Linked DNA regions of Homo sapiens: region 2 is linked to region 1. A link is an interaction called in ENCODE POLR2A ChIA-PET data of the cell type or tissue named here. Cell type or tissue: MCF 10A. All regions are shown on one strand. Region 1 overlaps IFNAR2-IL10RB (IFNAR2-IL10RB readthrough). Region 2 has its middle 9.1 kb from the start of IFNGR2.

Region 1 (8,000 bases):
TGAGCAAACAACCCATGACGGTAAGCCCTGAGATGCACCTCCGCTAAGCATCCTAAACAGCTTTATAGACACCTGCCCTAGACATGATTGCATCCAACTCAAATTCCAGCTCAGTTCAGAAATCTATCGCCCTGACATTATCTCTCAGCCCTGACTGCTCAGCTTCATGCTAGGAAGGAGACCACACCCGCTTCTGAGGCAGCTCATTCACTCTTAGATCAAAGGAGTTGCTAGAAACCTTTTCTGTCTGGTGGAGCGAGGTCTGCCTCCATGAGCCCCCCTTGGCAGTACTTATTCTACCATCCCAGGCTCCCTAAAGCAAGGCTCATCAGTCCTCCCAAGACCACCAGCAGAGCTCAAGCCCTGTCACATACCCCAAAGGTCTTTCCTCCCCAGGCGGCACATCTCCAGCCACTGCCGACATGTGATGGGAAGCAAGTGTCAGGAAATCTGACCACGGTCCTCAGCCAGTGCTGCCTGATTCAGGGCCCCTTATATGCAGGAATCCAGGATGTCAACACAGTCCTTCACACACCATATGGATCACTTCTAGCTTGGAGGAAGGAACGGGAGAAGGAAAGAGAGAAGGTTCCCATGGGCCTAAACACTGCATATTTATGTGCAGACACATTGCAGTTGCATGTTGGTGAAAACTGAGGCCCAGGTGTCTGCATACAAACAGCAGGCCTTCCTATAATTTAAAGATGTTGGTGAAGGGTTCAGCAAGCTCAGACAATGGAAGGATGAAACATGGCATGCGGCATGCAGTTTGATCAAAAAGAAAAACATGTCTGCCGGACGTGGTGGCTCACGCCTGTAATCCTAACACTTTGAGAGGCCGAGGCGGGCGGATCACCTGAGGTCAGGAGTTTGAGACCAGCCTGGCCAAAATGGCAAAACCCTGTCTCTACCAAAAATGCAAAATTTAGCCAGGTGTGGTGGCGCACACCTGTAATCCCAGCTACTTGGGAGGCTGAGGTGGGAGAATCGTTTGAACCCAGGAGGCAGAGGCTGCAGTGAGCTGAGGTCATGCCACTGCACTCCAGCCTAAGCAATAAGAGTGAGACCCTGCCTCAAAAAAAAAAAAAAAAGAAAAGAAAACATTTCAAATAGCTTGCAAATACCAGTAATCACCCATGAACTGACAAAATCCAAACATTTTACAAAACAAAAGGGTATGAGCCATTGAAAACCTGCTTTCATCAAACACCATTTTCATTTTTTCTTAAAACACACCTATCCCATTTAAATCCCACAAGTTTTCAATGAGAGCATTAGAAGGATCTTCTCCCATTTTACAAACTAGAACATGAAGGTTCAGAGAGTGATGCACTTTGGATGTTGCCCTCATCCAGATCTCACGCTGAAATGTAATCCCCAGTGCTGGAGGTGGCGCCTGGTGGGAGGTGACGGGATCATGGGGGCCCATTTCTCATGAATGGCTTATCACCATCCCCTTGGTGCTGTCCTCCCGAGAGTGAGTGACTTCCTGAGAGACCTGGCGGTTTAAAAGTATGTGGCATCTTGCTCTCTCTTGCCCCCACTTAGCTTTCCACCATGATTGGGAGCTTCTAGAGGCTTCCCCAGAAACAGATACCGCTATGCTTCCTGTACAGCCTGCAGATTCATGAGCTAATTCATCCTCTTTTCTTTATAAATTACCCAGTTTTAGTTATTTGTTTATTTGTTTTTTGGATGGAGTCTCACTCTGTTGCCTAGGCTGGAGTGCAGTGGCTCGATCTTGGCACAACCTCCGCCTCCTGGGTTCAAGCAATTCTACTGCCTCAGCCTCCTGAATAGCTGGGATTACAGTGCCCACCACCACACCCAGCTAATTTTTTTATTTTTAGTAGAGAGTGGGGTTTCGCCATATTGGCCAGGCTGGTCTCGAACTCCTGACCTCAAGTGATCCACCCACCTCAGCCTCCCAAAGTGCTGGGGTTACAGGTATGAGCCACCATGCCCAGCCATCCAGTTTTAGTTATTTCTTTATAGCAGTGCAAAAACAGCCTAAAACAGAGAGGTTAAGTAACTTGCCCAAATGCTAGTAAATGAAAAGGATCAACCAGAACACAGGCTCATTCATCTAAGCCCAGGTTATGTTTCCTGTAACTTACTACCTATAGATTAATTCCATAGGTAAACTGAGGCACCGTGTCCTTGTGGATAAAACAGGAAAGAGTAGTCTGCCTCATGGTGTGGTCAGATGAATCTGAAACAAGTTAGAGAACTTTACACGGAGGATGTAGATTAGTAGATTCTCCCACAGTTCACAACCTATGCAGAGCAGGGTCCTCTCTCCTGCCCCCTGTGGAACTCTCCATCTGGGGTGAGTAACAAAAGCATTCCTTGAATCATGTCACCATCACCCAGATGTGTCCTTGTTTAAGATGCTAAGATGCCCCAGTTTGAGACACCAGGAGACCCAAGCACTGCCCCAGAGGTTCATTACCCAAAATAAAATAACAGGGCGGGGCCCATGGATCCCTGTTTGAATGAGTCTCCGGGCGCCAAATTAGAGAACTACCGAAATATTAATGGAAGGATGGATGGATGAGTAGGAGCCTGGAACTTTCTCAAGACCTGGGATGTCAAATCCCAAGGAGACCTCACGTGTCCAGCTGTGGTGTGGACTGGGGGCCGCTCCAGCCAGCTCACTGCCGTATGACCCTGGAATCACCAAGAGCAGACTCACATGTTTGAGCTGAACATGCTGGAAGTGTGGGCCAGACGGCACCGCTTCTGGGCTCCGGTGCATGAAACAAACAAGAACCAAGAACTGGGATAAGGAGTGCTGAAACCCGCAAGGACAGGAGCTGGGGAGATGGGAGGCCGCCTGCGGGAATGAAAGCACAAGAGAACGAGGGCCATGGGGTTGGGGGCGGCACAAGTGCTCAGGTCCTTCCAGCCGCTTCCCTCATACAGATGCCACTTCCATCCCTCAGACGTTTAAGGAGTGTGCACTGTGAGCCACGCACTGTGACAAGCACCATGTCGTGCCAGCAGGTGACTGCACTTGCTGTAGCTCCAGGGTCATGTGCTGTGTCAGGGCTCTTTGATCCCTGTGTCCCTTTAAAACGACATGATCTTCATGGGCAGTGTTTGTTCTCTTGGCCCCTCTCAGAGCCAAATGCTGTGCTCGTGAGGGCGGTGCTGGTTGGCAGGGGATGGGCACAGAGAAATCAGGTGGCCAGGGCAGCTGGAGGAGGGACCTGGAGCCGAACAAGGGGAGCTGGGACCACGAGCAACCCAGGTGACATCCTGGACTCTGTCAAAGATAAGCAAAGCAGGACGCTAATTAAAGCAGTCAAAACATTTTATTCAGTAATGACTGGAGTTGGGAAAAGGGCCGAGTTCCATTTACTCAGAGGTGTTTTAAAGGGAGAACGAGGGCCGGGGCAGGAGGATCGCTTGAACCCAGGAGTTCGAGACCAGCCTGGCCAAAATAGTGGGACCCCCATCTCTATAAAATATTTTAAAAATTAGCTGGGCATGGTGACACATGCCTGTCGTCCCAGCTACCCAGGAGGCTGAGGTGGGAGGATCACTTGAGTCCTGGAAGTCAAGGCTGCAGTGAGCTGTGTTTGCACTACTGTACTCCAGCCTGGACAACAGAACAAGACTCTATCTCAAAAATGAAAATAAATAAAAGGAGAATGAGGGAGTAGAAAGAAAGAATGCGTGGGGAGTTGAGCAGAATCAGGGAAGTGAAAAAAATTTTAAATCAGCTAAGGGGATGGGTCAGTGCCGTGAGGCCCTCTGTGTCTGTGAACCGGTGTTTATCAAGGCTAGGCTTCTACCCTCCCACAGAGACAGGGAGACAGAGGCCCTGTACTTCCTGATGATTTCAAAAGAATGGCTCGCAGATCATTGAGAAAAATATCCCTGCGTTGTGGGAGATACATACATGTCTCAAAGGGACAGAGGAAGGATTCACCACTATAAGCCCTTTTTAATAAATGCTCTCCGAAAGAGAGGTCAAGGCCTCGCATCAGGGGCTGGGAAGAACAAATGGTAAGTTCCTTAGGCAGCCTTGGGTTTTTCCAGACAGGAATTCAAGGGTGTGGCCTTGGCCTGCTAGAAGCTATGCTGGGGTTTGGCCAAGTCTCTTAGTGCAGGGGTTTGTTTGTTTTGGCTTTGGTTTTGGTTTTTGAGGCGGGGTTTCACTCTGTCGCCCAGTTTGGAGTGCAGTGGTACAATCATAGCTCACTATCACAGCCTCGACCTCCCAGGCTCAAGCGACCCTCCCACCTCAGCCTTTCAAATTGCTGGGACTACAGGTGTCTGCCATCATACCCAGCTAATTTTTAAAAAATTTTTTTTGTTGTAGAGAAGGGGTCTCACTATGTTGCCCAGACTGGTCTCAAACTCCTGGGCTCAAGTGATCCTCCCACCTCGGCCTCCCAAAGTGCTGGGGTTACAGGTGTGAGCCACCACACCTGGCTTAGTGCAGGGGTTTGGATAGAGTTGTTCACGCAGAGTTTCTGTTTTTCTCAATATAGAACGAGATGGTGCCTGTGTTTAACTCAGGCTCAGGTGTCCAGGGGAGTATCACTTGCTGTGTCAAGGCAGAAGTGGTATATCCAGACCTGGGAGGCCCATTGCTACACTGCCAGTAGTAGGTACAGTGGATCAGAATTCTTGCTTGTTATTCTTTTGATGTATGTCAGCAATAATTCCAGAAACCAAACTTTGGAGAAGATAGGAAAAGGGTGAAACTCTTCAAAAACCTCTGGGTCCTCCAACCAGTTGCTGTTTCTGAGACGTCCCCCAAGATAAACGTACAGGCTCTGTTTTCAGGGATTGTGATGGTTAAAATGCTCTTGGGATCACTGTGACCCGACCTGTGACAAGAATGTAACATGCCCATTACCCCTGGCAGAAACGGTCCCCTCCTGGATGGTGGCCGTCATCCTCATGGCCTCGGTCTTCATGGTCTGCCTGGCACTCCTCGGCTGCTTCGCCTTGCTGTGGTGCGTTTACAAGAAGACAAAGTACGCCTTCTCCCCTAGGAATTCTCTTCCACAGCACCTGAAAGAGGTAGGTAGGATGGAGTGAGATGTGGATTTGAAAACCTTGATCGGAAAGAGCTTTCCTTTCTAGTTAGGGCTGCCCAATTCCAGACAACATGTTTTCCAGGAAAACACACACGCGCGCGCGCACACACACACACACACACACACAGACACGCCTCTTGTGTGCTGGTCCATTCTCTTGTAACCATGTCAGGTGAAGGAACAGCCCCGAGGAAAGGGGCGCGGGGTTGTCCAGTATCCCTCTCTGCACCTAGGGCATCGCTCCTTCTCCAGCCTTCACTGCCCAAAGCCCCAGGTCCCTGAGGAGCAAAGGTGATGGTTCTAGGGCAGGAGGGGAAAAACAGAGCTCAGTGTGGAAGAAAGAGAAAACTGGAGGCTAAATGCCAGGAAATCACCAGAGGGAGAGAATGGGAGGAAAGAAAGGAACATTTCCAGTTTTGGAATATACGAGAGCGATTGAAATTCTGGGTAGTGTTTCCTGGACTTTAGGAAGGCTATTTGTAAAAGGGTTAGGAAGAAGAAACAATGCACCTGACTAATGATAACAGGACTGAAGAAGCCCTAAGAAATGAAACTCTGGATAGTCACTGACACTAGAGAATGAAAAGATTCCAAGCCCGGACCCAAAGGAACTATCTTTGGTCTCATTTCCCAGGAAGCAGACTCTAAGATAGAGATTTGTATTCAAAAGGCTTGATGGGGAACATCCTTGGGAATAATACCCTAAAGGAGTGAAGGTAGCCAGATGTGGCAGAGAGAGGTTGAGCTGTCACACAGCCACAACAGAGGCCTCAGCCAATCCCATGTGGCCTCTCGAGCTGGGGTGGCCCTTTAGAGATGTCCTAAGCTGAGGCAAGAGGGATGGGCGTGTGAACTCCACATTGGCCATGCGCTGGATGTGGGCTACTCCCAGGAAGGGGCCCTAAGCTAGGGTGAGAGGTGAGACAGCAGCAGCCAGGAGCTAGGAGCACGAGTGCCTCATTCCTGAAGGCACCACAGCCTCCATTACAGTCACCCCTGGGACCACTTGGATCTACTGGAAGCAGCTCCTCCAGGATCTGAGTTGATCTCGTTTCCTGGGGAGGGTTACAGGAGGAAGATGAGTGGAATGCACTCCAGCCCCCACCGCTGCTGCTGGTGTCGGGACCACAAAGGAATGCTTGTGGGCTGGCTCCTTCCTCCGCTGCCCTGAGGGCCCGCTCTCCTCTCCCGGGAGGAGCCTGTGCTGTAGGGGCTGCTGACCTGATTGGGTGACCCAGCCCTCATCCCAGAAAGCACTGAGCCTCCGGTCCCCAAGCCCATCTCAGGCAATGGCCTGTCCCTGCACTTGTCAATTTGCTGTCAAAATCGGGCAGGGGAGTCCCAGGAGGTGCCCAGTGACTCTGGCGGGTACCCACTGTGATACAGTGGTGACTTCTCTCTTGCCTGCCAGTCTCTTGGCCTGAGGAGGTGGCTTAAAGTTTATCGGGCCTTGTTTCATGTCCCCTGGTAGAAATGCTCCCACTCTGGGAACCTTCTAGACCAGGTGTCAGCAAACTTTTTCTTAAAGGGCCAGGTAAAAAATATTTTAGAAGGCCAGGCACAGTGGCTTATGCCTGTAAGCCTAGCACTTTGGGAGGCTGAAGTGGGTGGATCACCTAAGGTCAGGAGATCGAGACCATCCTGGCTAACATGGTGAAACCCCGTCTCTACTAAAAATACAAAAAATTAGCCAGGCGTGGTGGCGGGCGCCTGTAGTCCCAGCTCCTCGGGAGGCTGAGGCAGGAGAATGGCGTGAACCCGGGAGGCGGAGCTGGCAGTGAGCCAAGATCGCGCCACTGCACTCTAACCTGGGCAACAGAGCGAGACTCCGTCTCAAAAAAAAAAAATACAAAAATACAAAAATTAACCCGGCATGCTGGCGCATGCCTGTAATCCCAGCTACTCGGGAGACTGAGGCAGGAGAATCGCTTGAACTCGGGAGGTGGAAGTTGCAGTGATCCCTCACACCACTGCACTCCACCCTGAGCAACAGAGCGAGACTCCATCTCAAAATTTAAAAAATTTTAAAATTTATATATATATATTTGAGGTTCTGTTGGCAAGAAATAAAAATCAAAATTATGTAGTCACTTATATAACCACTTAAATATAATCATTTAAAAATCCGAAAGCCATGTGAAAAAACAAGTGGTAGGCCGGATCTGCCCCGTGGGCCTTTGTTTGCTGGCCCTGCCCTAGACCCACAGAGCCTCAAATCACAAGGCCAGGGAGCAGCGGTTTCCCCAGTAGGTCACTGGGCATGATGAGGGTGAACAGGGCCACTCCTGCCCTGCGCTTGCTTCCTGACGCAGGTGTTCCACCTGCTGGGGACACAGCCCCACATGATTGTTGGTCTTGGGTGCATGCCAGGGGCTGGAGGACAATGCCTTGCCCTCACCAGGTGTCATCTCCAAGCTGGCGCCTCCCCTGCACTTTCAACAGGCCGCTCCGTCCTTCTTCCAGTCTGGCAGCTGCTGGGTGGTGCAGGGTGGGATACGACCAGGGGGGTCCCGCCTTCACTGTCAGTGGGCCCATTGGTCTGGCACCATGTGATACGGCGTCTCTACTAGTTTGTCGGGGCTGCTGTAGCAAAGTAGCACTCGTTGCGCAGCTGTAACAACGGGAATTGATTCTCTCACGGTTCTCGAGGCCAGACGTCCAAAATCAAGGTGTCACTAGGATGGTTTCCTTGGAGGCTGTGAGGGAGGATCTGTCCCAGGCCTCTACCCTAACTTCTGAGGGTTGCTGGCGATCTTTGGCGTTCCTTGGCTTCTAGAGGCATCACCCAGTCTCTGCCTTGATCTTCACAAGCCTTCTCCCTATGTGAGTGTCTGTGTCCACATTGCCCCTCCTTTATACAGACACCAGTCACGGGAGGAGGGCTCACCCTGCTCCACTATACCCTCATTCTAACTTAACTGATCCCCTCTGCAGCAACCCTAT
Region 2 (8,000 bases), 110 kb after region 1:
CTCATCCACAAAGGTACCCACATGAATTCGTGTTTGCTTTGCTTGGATCTGTTTTGTATGGATACACTAGAAGTCACACACTATGATGTTTGAGGTTTCCAAGATAAAAAGAAAGTTCACAGTGACAATAGTTTAAGATTCTGCAAAAGAAAGGACATTACATTAACGATGTATTTAACACTCACAAAATGTAGCATAATCTCTACATAATGGCTTACGCCCAGTGCCCATGACTGTACTGGGAAGTCACTATACCCGGGAGCTGGCCAAGGAAGGCTGAAGCTTGAGGGCTGCTGACAGTGAATGTGAGGCATTCGGCATCTCCTCTTATCACTGGTCAAGACGTGTTCAGGGCTTTGCAAAGTCAAGACTGTACCTGTAGAGAATGTCCTGAAACTATAGGCAACCTGATTTTCATACAATCTGGAAACACAGGAGAAGCAAAAGGTTCCTTCCTCTCCTGTCCTGTGTGTGGTTTCTACACACTTCTCAGAAAGGGTGAAATAATGCTGCCTTCTGGCCGTTTTGCTGGTGCTTAAAAATTGAGGAGTTTCAGGATATGAATTTTGGCCATTTCTGTATTGTAAGATTATGGAGGAATTGTTTTTTCTTCTTTATACTTTTCTGTATTTTATAGTTCCTTGACAATGAACAAGTACTACTTTTTGTTTTATTTTTTCCTGAGACGGAGTCTCGCTCTGTCACCCAGGCTGGAGTGCAGTGGCGCCATCTTGGCTCACTGCAACCTCCACCCTAGGTTCAAGTGATTCTCCTGTCTCAGCTTCCTGAGTAACTGGGATTACAGGTGTGTGCCACCATGCCCAGCTAATTTTTGTATTTTTAGTAGAGACGGGGTTTCACTGTGTTGGCCAGGCTGGTCTTGAGCTCCTGACCTCAAGTGATCTGCCCACCTCAGCCTCCCAAAGTGCTGGGACTACAGGCGTGAGCCACCACGCCTGGCCCAAGTACTACTATTATAAAGACAACAGCAACAAAAAAGTTAGAAAAATTTATGGGCTGGGTGTGGTGGCTAACGCCTGTAATCCCAGCACTTTGGGAGGCTGAAGTGGGAGGATCACGTGAAGCCAGGAGTTCGAGACCAGCCTGGGCGACATACTACGACTCCATCTTTAAAAGAATTTTTTTTTAAATTAGCTCATGTGGCGGCACGTATTCGTAGTCCCAGCTACTCACGAGGCTGAGACAGGAGGATGGCTTGACCCCAGGAGTTCCAGGCTGCGGTGAAATATGATTGTGCCACTGCACTCTGGCCTGGGCAACAGAGATCCTGTCTTTAAAAGCAAAAACAAACAAACAAACAAAAAACTTGTGTATTTAAGTTTACAAGTTCCAACTCAATTAAAATTTCATTTTAAGTTAGTCCATATACTAAGGGCCCCCACAGAGGTACAAATCCTAACAAAAGCAAAAATAGCCATTGTCCATAGCAGAAGTCAGACTGAAAGCAAAACGTGTGTGCCTGTAAACTGCCCTTCTCTTTTTTTTCTTTTTTTTTTTTGAGATGGAGTGTCACTCTGTTGCCCAAGCTGGTGTGCAGTGGCACGATCTCAGCTCGCTGCAACCTCCGCCTCCTGGATTCAATCGATTCTCCTGCCCCAGCCTACCGAGTAGCTGGGATTACAGGTGCCCACCACCATGCCTGGCTAGTTTTTGTATTTTTAGTAGAGACAGGGTTTCACCATATTGGCCAGGCTGGTCTCGAACTCCTGACCTCAAGTGAGCCGCCCATCTTGGCCTCCCAAAGTGCTGGGATTACAGGTATGAGCCACCACGCCTGGCCCCCAGAAGACTTGGATCCTTAGACCACACACCAGCTTGCCCTGGAAGCTTTAGTCCTGGCATGAGCCTCTGCGAGGGGAATGTGTTCCCAGAAAGAACTGCTTGTGGAGAGGAAGGAGTTAAATAAAGAACCCTGCTGTCCCAGTAACCTCTCCCTCCCTCCTGTAGAACTAACTGTCCACACTGCCCAGGCCAGGTCCCCACTGTTACCTTTTCACAACCAGAAAATTGTAGTCTTGTCCATAAATGGATTTGGATAGATTATTCAAGAAGCGCAGCAACTCCCTTCCACCCTCACTTGCCCTGAATCCCAGCCCCGGAAAGCAATTTTAATCTCTCTACCTCCTCCTTAGCTGAAGGCAGGCTTTGCCTAAGCTAATTGAACACTACACTGAATTTAACAAGAAAAGGACAAGAACCAGCCCCAGGAAATGTAGCCCTATAAGGGCCACAGGCCGGCAGATTTTGAGAGGAGGGGAATGCTGGCGTGGTGGCAGCCTAGGGCTGCCAGGCTCTGGGTGTGTGTTGGGAGGGGGGGTTGGGGGTGTGTGTGTGTGTGTGTGTGTGTGTATGCACACGCACTCACGCTGGGCAGGGGTGAAGGGGACAGGCCAAAATGGAAGTGGGGCAAAGAGTCCAAGGTCCAGACGCTGAGAGCTGCCACCTATCTGTCCAGTGTCATTCTGTGTAGCCCCTATGGTAGGCTGAATAATGACCCCCAGAGATGTCCACAACCTAACCCCCAACATTTGCGAATATGTTACCTTCCATGATAAAGGGGAGTTGGCAGATGTGACTAAGCGAAGGGTCTCGAGACGGAAAGATGATCCTAGATTATTGGGTGAGCCCAATGTCATCACAACAGTCCTTGCATGGGGAAGAGGCAGGCAGGAGGGTCCGTGGAGGAGGGGTGGGGATGGAAGCAGAGATTAGGGTGGTTTGAAGATGGCTTGAAGATGGAAGCAGGGAGCATGAGTTAAGGAATGCAGCCGGGCGCAGTGGCGCACGCCTGTAATCCCAGCACTTTGGGGGGCCAAGGCGGGCGTATCACCTGAGGTCAGGAGTTCAAGACCAGCCTGGCCAAAATGGCAAAACCCCATCTCTACTAAAAATACAAAAAAAAAAAAAAAAAAAATAGCCAGGCCTGGTGGCATGTGCCTCTAATCCCAGCTACTCAGGGGGCTGAGGCACGAGAATCGCTTGAACCCAGGAGGCGGAGTTTGCAGTGACCCCAGATCACACCATTGCACTGCAGCCAGGAGAACAGAGTGAGACTCCGTCTCAAAAAAAGAAAAAAGGAATGTGGCAGCCTTACTAGAAGCTGCAAAGGGCAAGGAACTGATTCTCCCCAGAGCCTCTGGAAGGACCACAGCCTTGCCAATCCATTTTGGGTTTCTCTCTTTCTTCCTTCCTTTTTTTTTTTTTTTTTTGAAACAAAGTCTCACTCTGTTGCCCAGGCTGCAGTGCAGTGGCACCATCTCGGCTCACTGCAATCTCTGCCTCCTGGATTCAAGAGATCCTCCTATCTCAGGCTCCCTAGTAGCTGGGACTACAGGCATGCACCACCACCCTCCCTTTCTTTTCCTATTCTTTTTTATAGATAGGGTCTCATTCTGTTACCCAGGCTTTGGGTTATATGGAACTGATGTCCCTTCCTTTTTTATAGACAGGGTCTCACTCTGTCACCCAGGCTGGAATGCAGTGGTGCAATCATAGCTCACTGCAGCCTCAAACTCCTGGGCTCAAGTGATCCTCCCAACTCAGCCTCTTGAGTAGTCCTCTACAGGTGCCCACCACCACGCCTGGCTAATGTTTTATTTTTTGTAGAGACAGAGTCTTGCTGTGTTGCCCAGGCTGTTCTCAACTCCTAGACTCAAGTGATCCTCTCATCGCAGCCTCCCAAAGTGCTGGGATTACAGGCATGAGCACCCAGCCCCATTTGGGATTTCTGACCTCTAAAACTATAAGAGAATGAATTTTTGTTTTAAGCCACTAAGTTTGGGGGGATGCATTACCGCAGCCATAGGAAACGAATCCAGCTTCCAAGAACTGGGGGCCCGGCCAGACCTCCATGGGGTGCACTGGCAAAAGAGACTGGCCCACCCATCTCTGAGCTGGGCATCCTCAGCCTGGTTCCCTGCATCTTGAGAGTCCTACATGGAAGGGTGAAGTCCCTTAGTGTGGCCCCAGCATTTCAAAACCCCTTGGAAGCCACCCATGTGCTCCCAGGCAGGCTTCCTAAGAAAGTGAAAACATCGAGTTTCTTCATTTGTGGCTAGTATTGCACCCCTTCAGTGTGGCAATGTGGTTCTGTCACCAGAAACGCTGACTGGCAACTTCTGTATGGTTGCAAAACCGGGACTGGATTCACTGAGACTGATTCCTACGGTGTGGTTCTGCTGTGGCAAGGCAAGCACAGGTGTTTTTTTTTTTTTTTTGAAACGGAGTCTTGCTTTGTCGCCCAGGCTGGACTGCAGTGGCGCTATCTCGGCTCACTGCAACCTCCGCCTCCCGGGTTCACGCCATTCTCCTGCCTCAGCCTCCTGAGTAGCTGGGACTACAGGCGCCCGCCACCGCGCCCGGCTAATTTTTTGTATATTTAGTACAGACGGGTTTCACCGTGATAGCCAAGATGGTCTCGATCTCCTGACCTCGTGATCAGCCCGCCTGGGCCTCCCAAAGTGCTGGGATTACAGGCGTGAGCCACCTTGCCCGGCCCAGCACAGGTGTTTTTGAGATAGTGACTGTTGCTATTTCCTTAACAATCTACATAAAATGAGCACCCATCAGGCAGAAGCCGGTGACATCTTCACTTCTGTTTCTCACATCTCTGTTTTATGGGCTCTTTTAAAAAAATTATGTATTTATTTATTTAATTTATGTATTTTGAGACAGAGTCTCGCTCTGTTGCTCAGGCTGGAGTGCAGTGGCATGATTCTGCAACCTCTGCCTCACGGCTTCAAGCAATCCTCCCACAGCCTCCCGAGTAGCTAGGATTACAGGCATGGACCACCACACCCGACTAATTTTTGTACTTTTAATAGAGACAGAGTTTCACCGTGTTAGCCAGCTGGTCTCAAACTCGTGAGATCCACTGCCTCGGCCCTCCAAAGTGCTGGGATTACAGGTGTGAGCCACTGCGCTCGGCCTATGGGCTCTTTTTTTACATATTGGCATAGCCAAAGACCAAGCCCTTCCCAAGACACGTATACACATGCATACACACACACACACACGAGGAAGTCATGCTCTTGAAGGTGAACAAACTCAGAGAATACAAGATTTACAAGAGGTTCAAGTACACACTTTCCAAACCCGAAAAGTAACAGTAATCAAATCAAAATACATGTTTGGAAAAAAGATTCAAATGTATTTTTTGAAAGCAAAGAGAGTCACAATAAACAAGGTAAAGAGTATCTGAAAGGGTATTCATATGTATGTTTGCAAAGAAAGAGAGTAAGAATAACAACTGTTTTTCACTTTCAGAATATGTGACATTAGATTCTTTGGGTTATATGGAACTGATGTCCCTCATGAAAAATTGTCAAGGAGTTGGGGGTGTGTAGGGAGCTCCAGGTGATTCTTTCAGGTGAAATCGTGCATGATTCTGGGTCCAGTGAAGGTGTATAGCGGAAGGAGGCTCCCACAGAAGGTGGGGTTGACACAGGCTGGAAAGCATGGCTGCAAGGGAGGTTGGGAATTTGAATTTTCTGGAAGCAGTAAATACTCACAAGACTGAAAATCCTCCCAGTACAGCAAGAGCGTTCCAAAGATTCTGGACAGTCAGAAATCAAGATAAATGGCCATTACCCTTACCTCATAGATGTGTTATGAGGGTTGGCAGAGCGATATATACAGCACAGGGCAGGAGGTCAATAAATGGTACCTCTTCTTATTAGAGGATATGGGCATAGCTCCCAGTTTGCCCACAGCCTTGTAGTGACTCATCAGATGCCCCATGGGCCTCCTCCTGGCTGTGGCTTACAGAAGGGGTCCCCAACCACTGCTCATGAACAGGGTTGAGCTACAAGCAAAGCTTCATCTGTGTTTACAGCCGCTCCCCATTGCTCGCCCCTGAGCTCTGCCTCCTGTCAGATCAGCAGAGGCACTAGCTTCTCATAGGAGCGTGAACCCTATTGTGAACTGCACACGCAGGGGATCTAGGTCACACACTCCTCATTAGAATCTAGTGACAGATGATCTGTCACTGTCTCCCATCACCCCCAGAAGGGACCGCCTAGTTCCAGGAAAACAAGCTCAGGGCTCCCACTGATTCTACATTATGGTGAGTTGTATAATTATTTCATTATATATTATAAAGTAATAATTATAGAAATAAAGTGCACAATAAATGGAATGTGTTTGAATCATCCCGAAACCATTCCTCTCTGCTCCCCCGCCCCCCACCCCCCGCCTGGTCCTTGGAAAAATTGTCTTCCACGAAACTGGTCCCTGGTGCCAAAAAGGTTGTGGACCACTGCCTTCCAGCAGCTGCTACCTAGCATGAGCCCTTGGTTAATAAACTGCTCCTACTCATGCCCAAGCTGCCAGGTTTTTCCTGGAAGTCTGCAGGATCCCAGAGTGCAAAATTATTATTATTATTATTGAGACAGAGTCTGCTCTATCACCCAGGCTAAAGTACAGCGGAGCGACCATAGCTCACTGCAGCTTTGAACTCTTCGGCTCAAGCAATCCTCCCATATCAGCCTCCTGAGCAGCTGGGATTATAGGCATAGGCCACCATTCCCAGCTAATTTTTATTTTTAAAAATTTTTTGTAGAGACGAGGTCTTGCTGTGTTGCCCAGGCTGGTCTCCAACTCCTGGGCTTAAGGGATTCTTCCTGCCTCAGCCTCTCAAAGCACTGGGATTACAGGAGTGAGCCACCGCACCCAGTCGGCGAGCAAATTTAAACACACAGAAAAAATGATAGGCTCTTAATCCTTCCAGGAAATGGGGATTGGTTTGAGTTTTTCTGAATTACAAAACCCAAGAGGATTCGTTACACAAGTCCTGTCCTGAGAACTCATGAAAAAAAAAATCTCAGGCCTGGGCCTTCTAGTTATTACTGGCAGCTTCCCAGGCCCTGGGCTGTGGCCCTGGGGTTGTGGGTGCTTTTCCTACATACCAAAGTCAGGAATATTAAAGCTTCGTATACTTAAAAAGTGTAGGAGTCTCCTGTTTTTCAAGGAGTTAAAAAGGAACTGGAAGATTTTCTTTTCTCTGCCTGTTGTCTCTTCTCCCTGACAAATTTCAGGATATCGGCCGGGCGCAGTGGCTCACGCCTGTAATCCCAGCACTTTGGGAGGCTGAGGCGGGCACATCACATGAGGCTAAGGGTTCAAGACCAGTTTGGCCAACATGGTGAAACCCCGTCTCTACTAAAAATACAAAAATTAGCCAGGCATGGTGGTGGGCGCCTGTAATCCCAGCTACTCGGGAAGCTGAGACACGAGAATCACTTGAATCTAGGAGGCGGAGGTTGTAATGAGCCGAGATTGTGCCACTGCACTCCAGCCTGGGTGACAGAGCAAGACTCTGTCTCAAAAAAAAAAAAAAAAATCAGGATATCATTCATTCCCTGTTTTCAGGAGGAATTAAATATAGAATGCTGTATGTGTAATAGTTACTCTTGTGAGGGTCCCAGACAGGAGGCAAAAGACTAGAGAAGACTTGGCATTACTGGAATGATGTTTTATGATGGCCCCACTGGGGAAGTAGAAATGCAACAAGTGTAGGCTGGTGAAAGGAGGGGGCTGTGGCCCATGACAAACAGCAAGAAAAACCCAGCCCATCACCGGAGACCTAAGGGAATTCATCCTTTCGCTAACATGCCAATTCCTCTGACCTTGATCCTGGAATTTCTTGAAACAAGGGGGCACCAAGTCACATATCAGGGCCCCACTTGGTAATGATCAAGGCCTACTTTGAGCTCGGACCTCTTACAGCTCTGTTGAATCCAGGGAAGACACTCACCTACCCACTCACAGGTGTCAGCGGCCCTGCCTTTGGCTATGTCAATCCCCACGGACACCAACGATGACACAAAATGGCAGCAAACAGTGGAAGATGGTAGTCAGAGAAGGCAACAGAGTTCTCAGGAAATGGAGTCCAGAAGTTGTAGAATTTGGACTGTGGGTATGGCAGGAGTGGGGGTTGGGGGAGGCGTTGTAGATGAAGGCAGGGAGAGGCGCAAACAGGT

Evidence for each region. Peaks named below come from ENCODE experiments on the same cell type or tissue, not always from the same donor. Only the 100,000 strongest peaks of a DNase experiment are listed, where the experiment ranks them.
Region 2: POLR2A ChIA-PET joins it to region 1 with 6 read pairs; 4 of 35 experiments call an interaction of 5 or more read pairs at or near these places.

Annotation. Positions count from the first base shown.
Region 1 is chr21:33,283,222-33,291,221 of GRCh38, forward strand. IFNAR2-IL10RB (IFNAR2-IL10RB readthrough) reads left to right here. Exons shown (of 13, transcript NM_001414505.1): 11 at 1-20; 12 at 4,883-5,040. It overlaps IL10RB (interleukin 10 receptor subunit beta), which reads left to right. Exons shown (of 7, transcript NM_000628.5): 5 at 1-20; 6 at 4,883-5,040. Among named protein-coding and RNA genes, the nearest start is that of IL10RB, 21 kb to the left of the region's middle. In MCF 10A, no CTCF peak of the experiment used is centred here; a DNase peak (open chromatin) is centred at 4,080.
Region 2 is chr21:33,390,358-33,398,357 of GRCh38, forward strand. No RefSeq gene overlaps it. Among named protein-coding and RNA genes, the nearest start is that of IFNGR2, 9.1 kb to the right of the region's middle. In MCF 10A, no CTCF peak of the experiment used is centred here; DNase peaks (open chromatin) are centred at 4,084, 5,734 and 6,754.